Linked DNA regions of Homo sapiens: region 2 is linked to region 1. Evidence: chromatin loops called from intact Hi-C (ENCODE). Cell type or tissue: endothelial cell of umbilical vein. All regions are shown on one strand. Links, peaks and the distances in the headings refer to the core of each region. The heading gives the core; the rest is flanking DNA.

What was found. A loop is a pair of places that touch in the nucleus more often than their neighbours do. Peaks named below come from ENCODE experiments on the same cell type or tissue, not always from the same donor. Only the 100,000 strongest peaks of a DNase experiment are listed, where the experiment ranks them.
Region 2: it touches region 1 in a loop (8-fold over the local background); 17 of 110 quality-filtered maps call a loop at or near these places.

The regions. Positions count from the first base shown.
Region 1 is chr3:107,229,898-107,240,918 of GRCh38, reverse strand. It overlaps LINC00882 (long intergenic non-protein coding RNA 882), which reads left to right and starts at 281. Exons shown (of 4, transcript NR_028303.1): 1 at 281-476. It overlaps LOC124909404 (a long non-coding RNA gene), which reads right to left. Exons shown (of 2, transcript XR_007095994.1): 2 at 9,421-10,051. DUBR (DPPA2 upstream binding RNA) reads right to left here and starts at 227. Exons shown (of 4, transcript NR_028302.1): 1 at 1-227. RefSeq lists a silencer at 4,936-4,985. In endothelial cell of umbilical vein, for the core only: a CTCF peak has its summit at 4,888 (motif pointing left); a DNase peak (open chromatin) is centred at 4,848; H3K4me3 peaks cover 416 bases.
Region 2 is chr3:108,548,122-108,558,254 of GRCh38, reverse strand. It overlaps CIP2A (cellular inhibitor of PP2A), which reads left to right. Exons shown (of 21, transcript NM_020890.3): 17 at 841-1,037; 18 at 3,766-3,879; 19 at 4,525-4,607; 20 at 5,882-6,021; 21 at 6,936-8,391. The coding sequence ends at 7,106. It also overlaps a transcript of MYH15 not described here. Among named protein-coding and RNA genes, the nearest start is that of CIP2A, 36 kb to the left of the region's middle. In endothelial cell of umbilical vein, for the core only: a CTCF peak has its summit at 5,486 (motif pointing right); a DNase peak (open chromatin) is centred at 5,504; H3K27ac peaks cover 397 bases.

The DNA of each region.
Region 1 (11,021 bases), core at 1,826-9,825:
TTCCTGGGCAGGGGTGCCCAAATGGATGAGGATGCTCTCTGCAGCCCTCGGCGGATCGCAAAGGAGCAGGGCTCCGGTCTTCTATCTGGGAAAACATGGTTGTCACTCGTGGAGAAGCCAACGGAGCCCCTGCGGAGTTTTCTTTCCTTTTCTCTGCTGCAGGCAGAAGAAGCGCATTGCGCGGTTCGCCGGGCTGTCTGCAACTTTGGGAGCTGCGCCGCGTGGGTGCGGCCAGCCGACCGGCGCGTGCGCAGTGAGTTCTCAGCGCCTCCCGCCGCGCAGGCTCGGCGTTGGCCTCCGCGGCCCGTGCGAGTGCGCCCTTCTCGGGTCCCCTAGGTCGCGGGGCAGCCGGGGCGGAAGGGGCTTGTTCATTATTTTGAGAGTTTGTTGTGAACGTCATAACCTTTCGTCCTTAAATATTGCCGATACTTGACCTACGCAAGAGACAATGTCATGTGATTCAGCCTAATATCTCAGTATGTATCCCCTAAGAATAAGGGATTTTTCTACATCAGGGTTTCTCAACCCCGCGCTATGGACATTTTGGGCAGGATGAGTTTTTGCTGTCTGTACCCGTAAGGTGGGGTGACGGGGTGGGGTGGGGGTGTCCTGTGCTAAACAATCACTATTTAGCAGCATCCTTGGCCTCTACCCATTAGATGCCAGTAGCAACCCCCTCCCCCAGTTGTGACAGCCAACGATGCCTCCAGACACTGCCAAACCCAAACGGTGTGGTTGGGGGGGTTGAGGGGGGGAGGGGTAGTGGTGAGGGTTGGGGGAAAAAGGAGAGGTACAAAGTTGCCTCAATTGAGGACCACAGGATCACAATGCACATCATCATACTTAGGAAATGTAACATTGTTATATTACAATAATCTATATTTCATATTTGAATTTCCTCAATTGTCCCAAAATGTCCTTCTTTACCCTGTAGTTTGTAAAATGTAAATCCGAGATTTAACAAGAATCACATAGTGCATCAATAAGAACCACATATTGCAGTTGTCAAGTCTCTTTCGCTTCCTTCAATATAGAGCAGTTCCCTAGCCTTTTTTGTTTGTTTCTCCTGGTATTGACATTTTTGAAAAGTCTAGCCCGGTGGTCTTCCAGAATATCCTTCAATTTGGAGATGTCAGATTGGTTCCTCATTATAAGATTCACGAGTAATAGATATGTACACACAAACATATATGCAGGAATTCTACCTAGGTGATGTATCCAATTTTATCTATTTTCAAATGACTTTTTAGCTGTCATAACATTTAATTTATAAAGCACCTCCCTGACCAGCGATTTGCAATATTTTTATCACATACGTAAATTTCCACATTGTAATTGGGTCTAAGATATATTTTCTTTTTTCCCCGCATTGATCTTATTGTCTACTTATGGGCTAATATACTGTTTTTATTAGAGACTATATTTCAGTATCTGGTAGGGCTAGACTGCATCATTGCTGTTTTCTTAAGTGTTTTTTTAATGCTGGGTTATTTTTTCATGTTAACTATAGAATATAGCCCCATAAAAGTACTTTCAAAAAAAAAATCTTCTGCATACCTTTTCAGTTTATGATGTTGCATTTTCCTTTTGAAAAGCAAGGTTTATTTTTTCTCGTGCTCAAGTTTCAGCTTTGTGTCTTTCAAGGAAGCATCATAAAGGTTTTTCACTTGTTAAGTTTATTCTTAGAGTATTTCTCTTTTTTGTTGGTATCGTAAGTGGGATTATCTCTTCCACTTTTCCTTATAACAGCTAGATTCTTACATAAATGAAGGTACTGATTTCTATGTCTAATTTTGTATCTTGCTACCATATTGAATCTCCTGTTGCTTCTAGGAGTTTCATGTTGATTGTATCTGTATCTCTTTTTACACTTTTATATAATTGCAGTGATTATCCATTTTGAAGTTCAAATTGCCCGTCTTTGGCCATTTTTGGCTCCTTTGTTTATTTGACACAAGCTCGAATGTCTTGATAGCTTACTTGCTTTCTGACACTGTAAGAGTTCCAGTCTCATATTGTACATTTACTGCCTCAGACCTAGAATCAGCCATTTCTCAAAGGTGTCCTTGTTGCTTCCAGTGAAAAAGGTATTTGGATGCTACAGTCTGCACTGAAAGATGTTCATGGTTAAATGGCTTATCACTTCCCAGACTTTTCAACACAAGATCTAGGAGAGATGTAGTTTTTCAAAGAAAGATGAAAATAAATAATAAATTTGTGTTGATATTCCAATTCTAATAGAAGGTTATAGAGTTTTTACTTATTTGATTTTATATTGCATCTTTTTTCCCCTATGCTGAAAATCATGGCTCCTAAATGATATTAACAGAATTATTTACTTTTCTGCATAATATATATAATAGTTTCCAAAATCTACCAGTATTACAACTATTAGTAAAAATGTTAGATGTAGTTAAATACAATTAGGCTTATTTATCTCATGTTGTTTTAAAATCTAGGTTGCTTGCTGGGTGCAGTGGCTCATGCCTGTAATCCCAGCACTTTGGGAGGCTGAGGCAGGTGGATCACTCAAGGTCAGGAGTTCAAGAGCAGACTGGCCAATTGCGCCACTGCACTGCAGCCTGGGTGACAGAGGGAGACTCCTTCAAAAAAAAAAAGAAAAATCTAGGTTGCTCAATTAAAAAGAAAATTAAATCCAAAATCCAAAATGGAAAAGAACCTTAAATATATCTAACGTTTTCTTTTTGAGTGGAATATCTAATTCATAATTTCATTATTTATTTAAATTATCAGTTTTGTTCTGAACACTCTTTAGCTGCATCTTGTCAACTCTAATGTCATGTTTTCATTTTTTTCTAGAAATTCTCATTAGCAATTGATATTTCCCTTTGAGACAAGCTATGTTTAATAGGAAAATTTTAAATTTCAAAATGGGGCTTTCTTATGTTTTGATTATAAATTTCTGGTTTTATCATATTATGGTGAATATTTAGATCATTTTTATGTGATTTACTGGGGCATACATGTCTGTATTGTAAATTAGAGTCAATTTTCTAAGTGTTTTTGTATTTTTTTGTCTAATTAAGAGAAATGTACTATAGTCTGCTATTATTAGTGTATTTCAATTTCTCTTTGAATCTCTTATAATTCCTACTGTATGAAAGTAGCTGCTGTGTTATTCACTGCATACCTTTTCATAAATCTTTTATTTTCACTGGGAATTGTAGCCTTTAGGATTATAAGATGTTCTTTGTCTCAATAATGGTTTTTGGTCTGAATTTTATTTTATTGAATTGCAAAATCTCAATTCTTTCTTTTTTTAATTTGCATTTTCTCAGTAGAACTTTACCCATCCTTCCTTTCATTGTTAGCATTTCTGAATTGTTTTGTTTTAGGTGGGTCTTTGTCTTTTATATACAGCATAGAGTTGGATTTTCCTTTGAAATCAACCTGTTTTTCTTTTTGTTTTAACACTGAGGTTGAGCCCTCTGTTGGCTGATATGTTTGGTCTCAGTTATCTCCTGTATTATATTTACCTGTGTAATATGTAGCATATTTGATGGTGATACGTGCTATTGAGGAAAATAAAGGAGAAAGGGTGCATAAAAAATGCTGGGGAGAATATTCTATTTTAAATAGTGATCAGGGAAGGCCTCACGGAGGAAGTGATTTTTGCACAAACACTTGAAATAGGCAAAAGAATGAATCATTTGGATAAATGAGGTAAGATTGTTCCTGACAGAGGACAGCTAGGGCCAAGGCCCTGAGGCATAGAGTAGCTAGTGTGCTCTAAGGAACAGCAAGGGAGCTGGTGTGATCAAAGTTGGTAAGCAGGAGAACAGTAGGAGATAAGACCAGAGGATCAGATAGGGCCCTGTCAGTAGGGAGCAGAGAGTCCCTCCTTCAAGAGAAATTTTGGTACCAGATGTTGAAATAATACATCTGCCATACCACAGTAATAAATTAATAACTCTATGAGAACACATAAATAACCCTGGGAATTCCAGCCTAGGTAGGAGAGGAAACTAGGCTTGCGGGTATGATATTTTGGGTACAACTCAAATTATGCATGAAAGTAGCTTCGTATTTGCTAACTTTGGGGGTTGGATTACTAAAGCACCTTTCCCAACCCATACGATTGCAGGAATCCTTGACTGTTCTTCAAGTCTCTCATATTTCAGTTTGTAGTTCATATCCTACCTCCAAACATATCAGATATAGATAACAACTATAGCTTTTGGCTATTTATCTGAAGCTGTACATTTACAGAGGAAGAATTTTATTGCAACATTCATATTAATGAAAGGTATTTTGACTAATACATGTTCAAAAAGCATGAAAACACTAAAATTCTATACTCAGAAGCTTGATTAAAGGACAGAAAATGAGAGATTTTTTTGAATTTTTTAAAAAAGTCAAGTATTAGTTTTTAAAGAGTTTTTTGTATTTTTTGTTTTTCTTTTTATAGGAAATCTGTTTTGACAGAAAACTATATGGCAAATGTGTGCGTGTGTGTGTGTGTGTTGGGGAGGACTAGGGATGAATTCAGTCTGTAATCTAGAAAAACTGTGTCCAGGATAGGAACAGAGAAGGGACAAACTTTATATGTATACACAGGATTACTTTTTCCTTTTCATGATGTGTTTTATTTGGAAGCATTTACATGTTCTCTTTCTCTTTTCCTCCTTTTTTTTTTCTCCTGCACCTTTCTTTTTCTTAAGCTAAGCTGTCACAGTGAAATACTGTGACTAAGCCACAACTCATATAGAAAACTGAACGGTGCATTGTAAAATAGGACACAAAACAAAAGACTTCATCCGAGAGCTGAGATCATCACGAGTACACAGACCCACTGCAGTAATTCAACAGTGTTTCTCAGAGCCCAGGACAATTTTTTCAATTCGTGATATCCTACTGCCCCCTGCTGTTCATGTGGAAGCACTGACTACAGAAATTAAAGTTTTCATAACATTGCACAGGTTTTAGTGCAATGTTAGCGTGCTATCAAAGAAAGTTAAGTAGTTCAAAGATTTAAACAGAGTAATTTAAGGAATTGCTTTCTAAAAGGCTGAATATCAAAGAAATTACAAAGCAACTTTCTCTACTGCCTGATATGTTGAAGAGAACTCTAATCCAGTTATTTGGCTAATGAATCCGGTTTCGTTTTTAAGTTTCTGAGGGGAGCAGAGCAGAAGGCAATTGAGGTAGCTTAGAGATAAATTAGTAAAGATAGAGCAGGGAGTAGATGGAGCAAATGAAAGGCAAAATGTGCAAGAAGGAGGGGGTAATGAATAATTTACATCCTCGAGGGTAAAGCAGTTCAGTCCTGAACAGATCGTTTACATTCCTCAGGGGGGTCGGGCAGAAACGGGCTCCACGGAAAAGCCCGGATGGGCCATTTGTGAGCCTCAGCTCTTCTGCCTCCTGCTCCTGGATTTGATCATGGAAACCTCTCAGGGCAGTTAGGATGAGTTGGAGCCTCTGAAGCAGAGCAGAGGCACATCATCTTTAGAGCTGATTTCCTGGGCTTCTCTGCAATTTGTAAAGAGCTCAGGGGCTGTCTCCTGGATGTAAGTCAGCCCATGTGCAAATGCGTATGTGTGAGCATGCGAGTAGGATGTTATATGTTCCACGTTTTAGACTCTGAGGGCTGCTAGTTCCTGCATGGCAGACCTTCCCCTTGGGATTAACTAATAAGGTGCTAGCGTTCCCCGTCACTCAGCAAAAGTAGTTAGAAGCTTGGGGCCTTGCTTCAGCATTTGTTTTTTTGCTGGGACTCTTTCTCCATGAGGAACACGACTGGAGAAGAAACGTTCGATATTTAGAAAATTAAATGTATCCATGTTATGATAGATGTAGAAATCCAGTCCAAACTGCTCGTGAAAGATGTAGTTTTTGCTATAAGTACTATAGGAGTGTCACTTCTAAAACTTCCAAAGTTCCTACTTCAAAGGCACAATGATGGATTTTAAAAAATAAAACTTTGAGAAAACATTTACATGGTTTATTTCAGGTAACAATTAATAACCTGATTCCTTAATGCTTGGGGCTGTTACGTTCATAGCATTGCTTTTAGTGCTATCATTTCCTATTTCTCTTGTATGACATATTGTATTAGTCTGTTTTCATGCTAGTAATAAAGACATACCTGAGACTGGGCAATTTACAAAAGAAAGAGGTTTAATTGGACTTAAACTTCCACGTGGCAGGGGAAGCTTTACAATCATGACAGAAGGCAAGGAAGAGCAAGTCATGTCTTACGTGGATGGCAGCAAGCAAAGAGAGAGAGCTTGTGCACGGGAATTCCTCTTTTTAAAACCATTAGATCTCATGAAACTTTTTCATATCATGAGAACAGCATGGGAAAGACTTGCCCGCGTGATTCAATTACCTCCCACCAGGTCCCTCCCACAACACGTGAGAATTAAAGATGCGATTTGGGTGGGGACACAGCCAAACCATATCATTCCTCCCCTGGCTCCTCCCAAATCTCATGTCCTCACATTTCAAAATCAATCATGCCTTTTCAACAGTCCCCCAAAGTCTTAACTCATTTCAGCATTCACTCAAAAGTCCACATCTGATACAAGGCAAGTCCCTTCTGCCTATGAGCCTGTAAAATCAAAAGCAAGTTAGTTACTTCCTGGATACAATGTGGGTACAGGCATTGGGTAGCCATTCCAAATGGGAGACATTGGCCAAAAGAAAGTTGCTACAGGCCCCATGCAAGTCCGAAATCCAGCGGGGCAGTCAAATCTTAAAGCTCCAAAATGATCTTTTTTCACTCCATGTCTCACATCCAGGTCATGCTCACACAAGAGGTAGGTTCCCATGGTCTTGGGCAGCTCCGCCCCTGTGGCTTTGCAGGGTACAGCACTCCTCCTGGCTGTTTTCAGGGACTGGCCTTGAGTGTCTATGGTTTTTCCAGGCACACGGCACAAGCTGTTGGTGGATCCACCATTCTGGGGTCTGGAGGATGATGGTCCTCTTCTCACAGCTCCACTAGGCTGTGCCTCAGTAGGGACTCTGTATGGGGGCTCTGACCCCACATTTCCCTTCCACACTGCCCTAGCAGAGGTTCTCCATGAGGGCCCCACCCCTGCAGCAAACTTTTGCCTGGGCATCCAGACATTTCCATACATCTTCTGAAATCTAGGTGGAGGTTCCCAAACCTCAAATCTTGACTTGTAAGCACCCACAGGCCCAACACCACATGGAAGCTGCCCAGGTTTGGGGCTTGCACTCTCTGAAGAAACAGCCTGAGCTGTACCTTGGCCCCTATTACTCACCGCTGGAGTGCCTGGGACTCAGGGCACCAAGTCCCTAGGCTGCACACAGAATGGGGACCCTGGGCCTGGCCCAGGTAACCATTTTCTCCCAGGCCTTCTGGCCTGTGATGGGAGGGACTGCCATGAAGACCTCTGACTTGCCCTGGAGACACCTTTCCCATTGTCTTGGGGATTAACATTCAGCTCCTCGTTACTTATGCAAATTTCTGCAGCCAGTTTGAATTTCTCCTCAGAAAATGGGTTTTTCTTTTCTATCACATTGTCAAGCTGCAAATTTTCCAAACTTTTTATGCTCTGCTTCCCTTATAAACTGAATGCATTTAATAGCACTGAAGTCACATCTTAAATGCTTTGCTGCTTAGAAATTTCTTCTGCCAGATACCCTAAATCATCTCTCTCAAGTTCAAAGTTCCACAAATCTCTAGGGCAGGAGCAAAATGCTGCCAGTCTCTTTGCTAAAACATAACAAGAGTTACCTTTGCTCCAGTTCCCAACAAGTCCCTCATCTCCATCTGAGACCACCTCAGCTTGGACCTTATTATCTATGTTGCTATCAGGCTTTTGGTCAAAGCCATTCAACAAGTCTTTAGGAAGTTCCAAAGTGTCCCACATTTTCCTGTCTTCCTATGAGCCCTCCAAACTGTTCTAACCTCTACCTATTACCCAGTTCCAAAGTTGCTTTCACATTTTTGGGTGTCTTTTCAGCCACACCCCACTCTACTGGTACCAATTTACTGTATTAGTCCATTTTTCATGCTGCTGATAAAGACATACCTGAGACTGGGCAATTTACAAAAGAAAAGGGTTTAACTGGATTAGTTCCATGTGGCCGGGGAAGCCTGGGGAATTCCTCTTTTTAAAACCATCAGATCTCATGAAACTTACTATCAAGAGAACAGCATGGGAAAGACTTGCCCCCATGATTCAGTTACTTCCCACTGGGTCCCTCCCACAACACGTGGGAATTCAAGATGAGATTTGAGTGGGGGCATAGCCAAACCATATCACTTATTAATATTTATTTTCTCAAAGTTATATTCTCCATTTGGGCAGTGCTAAAGATGAGAAGAAACACAGGGCAGGCTATGTCTTTAAGACTTTTATAGTAATTTAGAAAACTGTAGAACCATAGCATGATAATCATGGAAGAGTGAGGTGGGGCCAAGAGTAAGAAAATAATCTCCCCATTATCTTTTATTCTATCAGTTTATCCTATCCCCTCCCCCGCATCCCATCCACATCCCCTCCCATTTCTCCGTTCTACTCTTTACTATTTCATTTTATTTGTATTGATATTTAAATTTCAAATCAGGAATACTGGCTATTCTGTTTATGTAATTTTGCTCAATCCATAGTACAATGTTTGCATATAGTTGCAATAAATCTCTGTTATGAACACCAACACACTTACTAATTGCCTAGCATTATGCTGCTCCTATGTAAAACAGTTGTACATTTGATTTCAGGAAAGGAGAAAAGTGAAGTTGGAGGGAATTTATGTAGACCTATAGGAAGAACTAGAAATATTTGTTTGTATTCAGACTCTTAGGGGCAATGAGAAAGTTCATTAGTGAAAAAAGCTAGAACACAAAAATTTCACCTTGTAAGTATCTGCGGAAATATTTCTCTTTAATGGTTTTCTTATGTTGCTAAGAAGGATCAACTTTTAACATTTCCCTTTGTGTAGTTTCTTGTCAGATCTGTGTACACGCACCTACCAAAGATAGGGTGGGAATTTGCATTTTTTATCAATCCCGGAGAGCCGATAAGTTTAGAAAAAGAAATTTAAACTTACTTTTTTTTAGAATCAAGAACTAACTTACTAGTGTTTCGCTGTACAAAATTTACAGTTAATTGAAACTTGGTTTTGCCTTCTGAACTGTTTGCAACCCAAATTGTCTGCTCTTATTTGTTTTACTTAAATTGTATTGAATACTAATATCTAACAAAGTTGTAGCCCTAAGTGGTTCCAAAATTTCATTAAGTTACTGAGAAGTGGATCTTCTCTGCAAATGTATTGTGGTGTATATGATCTCTTTTCTTCCCCTTCTATGGTTCCAGGGACTCTTCATAGAAAGTTTGGAACTATTTTCTGTTACGTGGTAGTGGTAGAAATTTGGATGGAGGAAGTTCACAGGGTTAAAAAAATAAATTGTTGATAATAACAAAATAGTTTCAAGGCTTCTTTTAATTCTCATATTTTGTGATTTTCCTTCACATCAGACATTGCATAAAGTATGTTAAAACAAGGTCCCAACTTTTGAGTTTCATTTCAATTAGACAGTAAACTATTGTCTAATCACTAGGAAATATTTTGTGAGTGTTTCATTGCATAGGGTGCTGGAATAGATGCTGATTAGAGAGAACTGCACAGACTATGTTCCTGTCCTCAGGTTATTTATAATAGCATGTGAGATGAAAACTTAAAAAAGGTCAAAACACAGAATTAGAGGAAAAGGTGAGTAAAGTATTTAGCATTTTACTTCTATTTCAGTAAAATGTCTCTTGGGAGCCTTGGGAGGCAGGATAGAATGATTAAAAATGTTCAAAGAACAAACCTTCATGTCAAATTATCCACCTGAAAAGCTGGAATTCATAAGCGTAGACCTCCTGTAAGATACAGCAAAGAATCAGCCTTTCTCTACCCCTAGACTCCCTACGTCTTGTTTAAGCCTGGATCATCTCGGTTTGGATTGCAGAAAACCAATGGAAATTGTTAGAGCTCCTCCTTATTGATCTTCCTTGCACAGCCATATAGATAATATGGTTGAGATTTAGAAGAAAAAAGAAGGTCCACGTGACTGAAAAAAAAAAAAAACTGTGTTACTGAGATGCTGAAAATACATGATTAAGTAGCCCAAATAGACAACACAAATAATTTATGTATCTTTTAAGTTGGTCAGTATGAGGTTTGTATTTAAATTGCATCTCTCCTCAATTCAAATTGCCTTAGGCTTTTGGGTATTTAAAAATATTTTGTATTCATGAACACTTCTTTTATAATTGATGTAGATGCTTGCTTATAGCCCAAGTCTAATTTGTAAGCTGGAAAGTTCATTTATTTATTCATTTTACATCTATTATATATTAGATATAATAATTGATGAGCCAAATATGATGGTATGATGGTAGGGATTGTTTTTTTGTTTTGTTTTGTTTTGTTTTTGAGACAGAATTTTGCTCTTGTTGCCCAGGCTGGAGTGCAGTGGTGCGATCTTGGCTCACTGCAACCTCCGCCTCCTGGATTCAAGCGATTCTTCTGCCTCAGCCTCCCGAGTAGCTGGGATTACAGGCATGTGCCACCATGCCTGGCTAATTTTGTATTTTTAGTAGAGATGGGGTTTCTCCGTCAGGCTGACGGATTTGGTCAGGCTGGCCTCGAACTCCTGACCTCAGGTGATCCGCCGGCCTCAGCCTCCCAAAGTGCTGGGATTATAGGCATGAGCCACTGCACCAGGCCTGGGATAGGTTTTTAAGTTAATTTTAAAGCTTACTTACATTATCATGAGCTCTATTTACCTAAATTCCAAGAAATTCTGTGTGTGGGACAAAGCAGGGTCCCACCAAGTGGCCCTGCTACACTTTGTCTAGATCTCTGTTGTAGCACTTATTGCATTTTTCTTTTTTGACAATTTTGTCAGCTGGAATGAGAGCACAGTGTGGTCTGGATCGATCTGATTGTTACTGTGTCCTCAGCACCTAACACAAAACCTACAACACAATAGAAACCCAAAAAGAGTGGCTTGGATGAGTAAAGCATCATGTACACAT
Region 2 (10,133 bases), core at 535-8,534, 1.3 Mb before region 1:
TTTTGCTTATTTTAACATGGTTTCATTTGTCTTAACTGGTATGTTGAATTTGTCACAAATTACAAGAAAGAACATTAGTGATATTAAAATAATTTTTCCCTCTCCCCATAGCACATTCTTATATTTTCTGTCTGTTGGACATGTCTTGTATTTTATTAGAGAGTTTAATATTTTATTCATGTTACTGGAAAAGTTCTTATAAAAATAGCACTAAATAACTGGATACAGGTTCTTCACAAAGTCGTAAAAACAGAGAAAGGCTTAGGGTTTTGTCTAGCATTGTAAAATAAAATCCAAAGGGCTGGGGGGAACCAACTTTTTATTCTAGCGACTTTTCTGCTTTTTTAGTGTTTCATATCACATAATAAATACATGCAGGTTATGGTATAGGTTACATTCTTTGATTATACTAGCTTAATTTTAAGTGTTTGATTAAGCATCTGTGATGTCGTTAAGATTTTGTTCTTAATTCTCACCTGAAATGAGAATGCTGATGGTGTGCACACTTAGCAGTTTAGTGTTAATGGCTACCTCTGAGGACCATACCTTTTTAATTGAATACTGTATGTAGCGCGACCTTCATGTTGCTGCAGTTGTATCCATTTCCATTAATTTGATCATAGTGAGATTGTTTTTATCAGATAATGTATTAAGTTAAAAAAATATAACAGTATCCAACTTATTAGAAGTAAAGTCCTAAGTATATGTGACTAATACAGCTTTGCATGACCCAACAGATACCAGCTTATTAGATACTTAGTAAACTTTTAAATTGTAGGTATGTGTTGAGCATATGATATAGATGATAGTGGTAAAGTCTATCTTCTTTTTTTTTTTGAGGCACGGACACTTGCTAGTATGTTGAGAGAAGTTGAGAGAAAAAATGAAGAGCTTAGTGTGTTGCTGAAGGCGCAGCAAGTTGAATCAGAAAGAGCGCAGAGTGATATTGAGCATCTCTTTCAACATAATAGGAAGTTAGAGTCTGTGGCTGAAGAACATGAAATACTGACAAAATCCTACATGGAACTTCTTCAGAGGTAAATAAAGTAAAATCTTCTGTGTAAGGTTAGAACCTAGAATGAACATGCAGCATTTCTTTTCTGAGACCCGAAAATCCTTTTGTAAGCATTTCATATATTCTGATAACACATGAGGTAAGTAATTAGCAAGAAACTTAAGTCATTGTGAAATGAAGTGTTGCTTCCTCAAACTCAGTATCAATGTTGGAAACAAAATACAGGTCTTTCCAGTTGACTTCTTTTATGTATTCATAACAGTCAGCAGTCATTTGGGAGATAAGCTCCACAAGGACAAGTTTGTCTGTTTTGATCACTGACAGATCCCTAGGGCCTGTAGGAGTGCTTGCTGCATAGTTAGGCACTTCATTAATAATTTTTAAATAAACTTAGTTGTCAAATTAGTATTAGGTTGAATGGTCATTTCTGCAGATCAAAAGTAGTTGAATATTGGCAATTTCATATCATTCTGCCTAATAGAATGGAAATTTAGGTGTAAGTGTTTAACTCATCTCTTAATATCCTTGATTATAGTTTACTTCCATGTGTGATTACATCTGTAGAATAAGTTCACATAGGTGAATTGCTAAGTTAAAGGGTATGTATATTTAATATTTTGATAGATATTTCTAAATTTTCCTCCAAAATGTGATACAGATTGAGTGTCCTTTTTGAACACAATGGTAGCACTCAAAAAGTTTAATATTTTGGAGCACTTTTGATTTTAGACTGATTTTGGATTTTCAAATTAGTGTTGCTCAACCTGTACCAATTTGTGTGCCTACTAGCAAAGTTTGATTGGTTTTTCCTCCCTTATAAACTCTTTTATCTTTTTAGGCCAGTTGTAAAACTTCTGAATTACAGGGAAGACCAGGAACAATTATGTATTTTCTACCAACCCATAAAAGTAAATACACTCTGGGGGAACTTGTTTATTGCTTTATATTTTAAGATTGTTCTATGTTGTTAATACAGAGATATAGAAATTTTTAGCTTGGCATGGTACATATGCTTATTTCCCATCAATAATAATGAAGGGTGAGAAATGAATAGTATCTAGAAAATGATGACAAAGTGATTTTTTAACAGGATATTTACCCCAGCAACTTTTTACAAAGTCTGATTGTTTGAGGCACCACTGATAAAGTGTAGTATTAGTGATAAGCCAAGTTGAGAACGTCAGCAGTGAAGAAAATACGTTATAGAACTGAAATGGGTTCCATTTGCTCAATACAGTAAAACCAGGTATCTGCACCAAGGTTTGCAGTGATAGAAAAAAAGGCTTTTACTGCAGGGTGCCAAGTAAGGAGGAGCAGGCAGCCAAATGCTCAAATACTGACCTCCCCAATAGCTTGCAAGCAAGGATTTTTAAAGGCGAGTAAATTTCAGGAAAGTGGAAGTTACAGACAAAAATCATAAATAAATAGTTAAAGGTTATACATTGGTTTAAGTTTAAAGGACAGGATATTGTGAAGCAGGGGCTTACAGGTCATGGGTAGACCCAAAGATTTTTCGATTTGCAGTTGGTTAAGGAAGAGCAGCTTTGTTTAAACATTTGGGGTCAGTAGAAAAATGTTAACTAGCTAGGGAGAGTGACTTTGTTCAAGACCCTGAGAAAGAAACTTAGAACAAAGAACAGTGGTTAAAATTCAGCCTTCATTTTCTCCTTACCTGAGCTCTACTTGTCAATGGATCTGGTCAGTGGGCTTCCTCAATGAGGGTCCGGGTCTCTGAAATACAACTCAGGGACATGTGTTAAGTTGTTTTCTTTAAGTTCTATAAAGAATCAAGTATCACTGGTACTCTTAAGTTTGTTAACTTTGATTTAGGCTACTATTACCTTCCTGTTTAACAAGTTACTTATTTACTTCTAGGGCTATCTAGGTCCCTGGAATTTCCCTTGAGTGAACTCAGGATTTTCCTTTATTTTCCAGCTTGAGGTCCTCAGACCTCCTAAAAAGGGGATACCTGCTTTGTCTCACATAGAGAACCTAAGAGATAGGCAGCGTCCAAGAAAAATACGTGGTTTCTAAGACCTGCTTATGTTCCAGCTAGTGATTTAGGGGCTAGAAGGTGAAATTCCTTGAATGGACAAGTGGATAACATGTAAATGAAGCTGGCTGGGGAAAAGGTCATTTGTAATGGTCAGGACTGTCTAAAGGCACTCAAACTCAGATTGTTAAAATTCCTGTATGGATTAGATACAAAAACTGCTGGCCAAGTTTGGCTACTGGTTTTTTTTGTTTGTTTTGGTTTGGTTTTTGGGTTGCTTTTTAAAAATCTTTGTGCTTAGTGAAATAAAAAAGACATTTTATGCTTATGGTAGTTGAGTATCAAAGTATTACTTTAGAAAGGATTTTTTTCTGTGTTTACCTTGCAGGTAAAATACTTAGGACTATTAGATGCAGAGTTTTAAAGAGACAAATGTAGAACCCTAAACTTATTTATAGCAAATTATGTAATGCAATATCATCTGTAAAATAAGGCTTTATATCCATAAATATGAGATTAATGCCCCACACATTTCTATTTCATAGTAATTTTTACCACATCAGTCAACCAAAACATGTATTTACTGCCTTTTAGAGTAGATGAAATTCTGTTTATGTCCTGCTTGTTCATAACATTCCTTCTCTTCCAGCATATGCAATTTGGTTAGAAGAGATAGTAAAGAAAACACTGTGAGCTTCTTTTCTCCTTCATATGTTTTCCTCCATAATGATGCCAACTCATTTTCTTGTCTTTTCAGAAATGAAAGTACTGAAAAGAAGAATAAAGATTTACAGATCACATGTGATTCTCTGAATAAACAAATTGAGACAGTGAAAAAGTTGAATGAGTCACTCAAGGAACAAAATGAAAAGTAAAATCTCTAGTTCTATATTCTGAATATGTGGGATTTTTCAAAAACAAAATGATTCCCTTTATATAGAACATTGTTTTTTATTGATAAAATTAATAGAATTGTCACTTATTTTAGATATAAGATATGTATTTGGTGGAAGTTACAGGCAATTGCTGTTCTTAGAAATTTTGTTTTAAAGGCTGGGCATGGTAGCTCACGCCTATAATCCCAGCACTTTGGGAGGCTGAGGTGGGTGGAGCGCATGAGGTCAGGAGTTTGAGACCAGCGTGGCCAACATGGCGAAACTCTGTAAATACTGAAAATACAAAAATTAGCTGGGTGTTGTGGCGGGTGCCTGTAATCTCCGCTACCCAGAAGGCTGAGGCAGGAGAATCACTTGAGCCCGGGAGGCAGAGGTTGCAGTGAGCACAAGATCATGCCACTGCACTCCAGCCTGGGTGACAGAACGAGACCTTTTTTTTTTTTTTTTTTTTTTTATATTTTTAGTAGAGACGGGGTTTCACCATGTTAGCCAGGATGGTCTCGATCTCCTGACCTTGTGATCTGCCCGCCTTGGCCTCCCAAAGTGCTTGGTAGGGAGAAAAAGTTACAAATGGTATATGGTTCATTAATGTTTTCTTCTATTTTTTTTAATAACTTCAGAAGTATTGCCCAATTAATAGAGAAAGAAGAACAGAGAAAAGAAGTACAGAATCAGCTAGTAGACAGAGAACATAAGCTAGCAAGTAAGTGGCTTCTTATTTAATACATTTTCTATTTTTAATGTATTTATTTTGGAAGCATGAGTGGTTTTGTTTGCTTTTTTATTTTCTACTTATTGTTTTAAACTTTAAATCATATTTGGAATGGCTTCCCTTTTCTTGACATAATGTTTCACAAAAGCAGTTCGGTTTAATCAAGTTGAAAAAGTGGTACGTTTTTTAAATTTAGGAGCTATAAGAAATTGGCCAGGCACAGTGGCTCACTCCTGTAATCCCAGCACTTTGGGAGTTGGAGATGGGTAGATTGCTTGAGCTCAGGAGTTTGAGACCAGCCTGAGCAACATGGTGAAACCCCATCTCTACAAAAAATACAAAAATTTAGCCAGGTGTGTTAGTGTGCACCTGTAGTTCCAGCTACTCAGGAAGCTACAGTGGGAGAATCTCTTGAACCTGGATGTCAAGGCTGCAGTGAGCTATGTTCACGCCACTGCACTCCAACCTGGGTGACAAAGCAAGACTGTCTCAAAAAAAAAAAAAAAAAAAAAAAAAACAAAAGGAAAGAGATGATTGACCATTTAATTTAATTTAATTTTTTTATTATTTCAACTTTTAGAATCAGGGGGCATGTGTGCAGGTCTGTTACACTGGGTATATTGCATGACACGGATGTTTGGGGTATGGATCTCATCACCCAGGTAGTAAGCATAGTACCAAATAGGTAGCAATAGGTAATTTTCAACCTCCTGCCAACTCTAGTCTGCAGTGTCTATTGGTTCCATCTTTAAGTCTGTGTGTACTCAATGTTTAGTTCCCACTTAGAAGTGAAAACTTGGAGTATTTGGTTTTCTGTTCCTTCGTTAAATCACATAGGATTATGGATTGCCCTTTTCAAAATAAAAAAATGTTGAAGGAACGTAACAGCAGGTGGCAGTATTAGGTAACTTTTAGTTACTAGCTTCTTAATGGTATATTTGAAATGATCCTGAAAAACATTTTTGTTCTCACTTGCCTTAGAGCGCAGGCACCTACCTATATAATTTTTCATAGTTGTAGCTCTCCCTTTTCTAACCCTTACACTTTTGAGAATTGTCCTTTACCTATATAGCATATTATATTTAGAACAGAGGATGGAAGAAAGACATGGAGATTTGGTATTTTCTATAGAATACTGTCATAAGAGAAGTTTCTCTTCCTTGTTCTAGTTATTTCTCTTTTGCTCTTACAGTAGCTACTAGACCATTTCAGAGTAGTCAGTGTAAGACCTCTGAGTATAATACTTGACTTTTTTTTCTTTTAAGATTTGCATCAAAAAACAAAAGTACAAGAAGAAAAGATTAAAACCTTACAAAAGGAAAGGGAAGATAAGGAAGAAACCATTGATATCCTTAGAAAAGAATTAAGCAGAACAGAACAGATAAGAAAAGAGTTGAGCATTAAGGTAAGAATCTGTTCCATTTCTCATTTGCAGTAAAATAAAAAAGTCTGTTGTGAAAAGGGTGAATATGGATAAAGGAATGTACTGTTTCTTCAGCAAATTTTTTAGAAGATATTAGGATCTCAAAGCAGCTTGAGTATCATTTGTTATGAGGTTTTCATAATGTATTTTCTAAAATAGTTAAGCAGTTATTAAACAGATACTTTGTGTCAGCACCTGGTATTTTCAAGTGTGCAAAGAATACAGAAAGGGGTTACCAGTACTTGATGTCATATATAGGTAGCTGTATAATTTTCACTTTAACAAATATTATATAATGTGTTAATAAATATTTTCAACTTACAACTGAAGAAACTGAGTCTGAGGTTACTTACTAAAGTCACACAGCTAATAAGTGAATCAATAGGTATATATTCTGAATCTGAGTCCGGGGTTCTTTCTATATTACCATGGTTGCATAGCTTGAGTGGTAGCTATGAATTGTACTTTCTGGCCCGTTTACTACCAGGAAGATGAGAACAGACTAGGATTAAAGACTGATCTACTACTACTACTGAGTAACAGAAGAGGCATAAAATTTAGTACCACATTTACAGTTTTTCTGGTTCTGCTTTAATGTGATTATCTTATTAGTAATTTTAATATGTAGTGTGTAGTATTTTCTGCAAAATTTCAGCTGCTGGCATTAACTTAAGACAAGTTGAAAGTGTATTCTCAATTTGTATTATATTGTTTAATGATTATTCATTTTAAACTTACCATGTAATTGAATTAACTGAAGTATAATATTTATAGTATGTCTTGAAATGGTTGTTGTACAATAAAAAATAAAAGCATCTTAAAATATATGTATAGAGAAAACATTAAAGTTATTTTTCTTCTCAATTCTTCCTCCTCCCCCAACCCCAATTCCTTAGGCTTCCTCCCTAGAGGTTCAAAAGGCACAATTAGAAGGTCGTTTGGAAGAGAAAGAGTCCTTGGTGAAACTTCAGCAAGAGGAATTGAACAAACACTCCCACATGATAGCAATGATCCACAGTTTAAGTGGTGGAAAAATAAATCCAGAAACTGTGAATCTCAGTATATAGACATTATGGCATTTTGGAATTTGTAATCTCATGATATTTTTGATGTATTTATCTATTGGAGGGGGGGTGGGTAGGGGAGTTAATTTGTGACTTCGTAACAATAAGAAGTTATTATCTAATTTAGTAAAGACCCTGATCTGTTGCATGTTTTTTATTTGATAGTTTGAATAGAAATTTAATTTTCTAAGTTTTACTTTTTGTTTCTGGCTTTTATGGCTTAAGGTTTTCTTTGGTTCTTACATTAGAAAATCATTTTTAACCTCCATTATCATTTTTCTAAGGTTCTTTCCTTTTTCTTAGTTGCTTTCTATTCTGTTTTGCCTGTCTTATTTATTCTCATTTGTGATTATTTAGATCTTAAGACCAAACTTTCTTGGTATAACAGTCCTAAAGATTACAAAATAAAAATATAGAGAGAGTAAAAGTAAAAAGTAAAGTAAAAAGAGAGAAGGTATGATTTTACTGCTAGAGAAGTTTGTCTCTGAAGAAGCACAAAAGAAAATATTAGTGAATTTAAAATAATTTTTATACTGCTGTAGCATAATTTCTAAATTTGAAAAAAATGCAATGGTAATAAAATGTATAAAAATTAGAAAACTGTCATTGTGTTAAACTATTACATTTAAATGATTACATTTAACACAATAGCTGTCTCATAAAAAATCTAAGAACTTGTAGAATTATTTGTAAGGTATATTTAGTGTTTTTTTCTCTTTTTTCAAATGTTGCATAGTGGTCCAGATCATCTATAATTAATTATAAGTTTCTTATGATTTACATAAGGATAATTTGGATTCTACTCTTGCTGCATATTCAGAAAAATATTATTTACTGTTAATTCTGATATGAATTGTATTTAATTTGTTGTCCTAATAGTTTTTAATTGGTTCATTTAATTTTAAAGCATAGGTTAAATATCTTTATTTTTTTTAAAATACAAGGGTCCTTCTGTACTTTTCATTTGAATCATATCCTCTAACTACTCTGTAAGAAACGTTTTTACATCAATATTTTGATTGATTTTATTGCTATACCAATACAGTCATTAATTTTACTTGGTGTTTTCTTCACCATATGTCTGTTTGATTTAAGTGAATTTAGATTTGTACAGTTCTGGAAATTTTTTAAAAAATATTATGCAGAGTAAAACATTTTAAATTACTATTTGTTCTATAGAGGAGATACATTCTGTTTCTCTTTTGAAATTGCATGCATTTTCAACCAAATATGAAAAAGTTTAAGTGGATAGATAAGACTGAAGAATAAAAGGGTCTATAAAATAAAAGAGACAAAACGTTAAAGAAAGAAATGAATGAATGAACCAAAAATTCTAGGGAAAATCAATTTATCTTTCCAATTTAGACATCTTGAGACAGCCTAGCCTAGTGCTACCCTATACAATTTTCTGTGATAATGACAGTGTTCTATGATGTCCAGTCCCATAGCCAGTGGCTAAAAGTGGCCATTGAGCACTTGAAATTTGGCCTTTGCAACTGAAAAAACTAAATTTTTGATTTTATTAAATTTAATTTTGATAACCATCCTGTTAGATAATGCAGATCTGTCCCATTCTCACAAGTATGTGTTTAAAGAACTCAATTTGCCTTTTCTTAAAGATCTATATAAATAATTACCCCATTATATATATGTAGTAGCCCTTTCTTAATGTAATTTTAACCTGTTTATTTCTAATCTTCTCTCCCTAAAGAAGAAAGTCCGTACTGCAGCTTTGAAGAAGGTGAGTACTAATCATCATCCTTCATCTCTTTCTGTCTCTTGTAACACCTTTCATATTGTTTCTGTTGTTTTTCTGAGTGCCTTTACTATATCAGTTACTTTTTTTTTCTTGTTGGACTGTGTACCTCATATTAAAAAAGCAAAAGTGTGTGTAAATATTTTTTTTCTAAAAAAAAAAATTTAATCAAATTTGAACCACCACCATAGTCAGGGTTTTGTATGTGTGTATGCATGTCCATTTCCTAATGGAAAAAACAAAACTTAGGAAGTGCATCATTATATTAGGATTACTCGCATCCTCTTAAAATTTTGCTGGGGAGAGTTTGTCTCCAAAGTATACATTAACACAGTTCCGTTACTATTTACACTTGCCACTTGAACAAATAGACACATCTCATAAAATTTGGTTGGTTAAAGTTTATATTAAATTGTTCATTAATTTAATGTCAGGAAAAAAAGAATGAAACTGTATGCTGTGTCTTAGGAAATTATCAGGTCAGTGTCCATTTGGGTCTATTTACTTATATATTATAAGGACTAGTTACTTAAGAATAAAAAGAGATTCTGTCATGAGTTAGCACTGTCAGTTAAATGAAAATATGTTTGAATTTCTACTTCTACCTTTGGTCATTCATTCATATGTTACAGGTACTTATCAAGTTATATTTCCTAAAACTCAAAGTCTTACTGTAATTTGATTCTTTTCCTGCCTTCAAATAGTTATGAACTATATTTACAACTTTGCTTTTGGCATATATACCATCGTACCAGCCATGTGTCCTGTTTGTGACTTAATCCTTTGCAAGATTTAGCAAACATTTTCTGTAAAGGGGCAGATAGTAAATATTTTAGGCTTTCTGGAACATAGTTTCTGTCACAACAACTCAACCCTGCTATTGCAGCACAGAAGCAGCCATAGACAATACATAAATGATTAGTCATGGCTGTGTTCCATTCAAACTTTAGTAACAAAACTAGTCAAAACTTTGCTATTAGATGTTACATTTACTTATTAAGAAATGTCTTTTTATGTTTGGTAATCTTTATCTTGAGGTCTATTTTATTTGATAATAACATAGCCACTTAGTCCTTATTATGTTTTCTGTTGGCCTGATATATCTTTTTCTATCAGTTTACTTTTAACCTGTTATGTTTATATGTAAAATTCATGACTTGTAAACAAATAGAATTGGGTCTTGCTTTTTTATCAATTTTGACAAAATAAGTCCTTTAACAATCCACTTAGAGTTAATATTGTACCACTTAACTTAAAATGTAGAAACCTTGCAA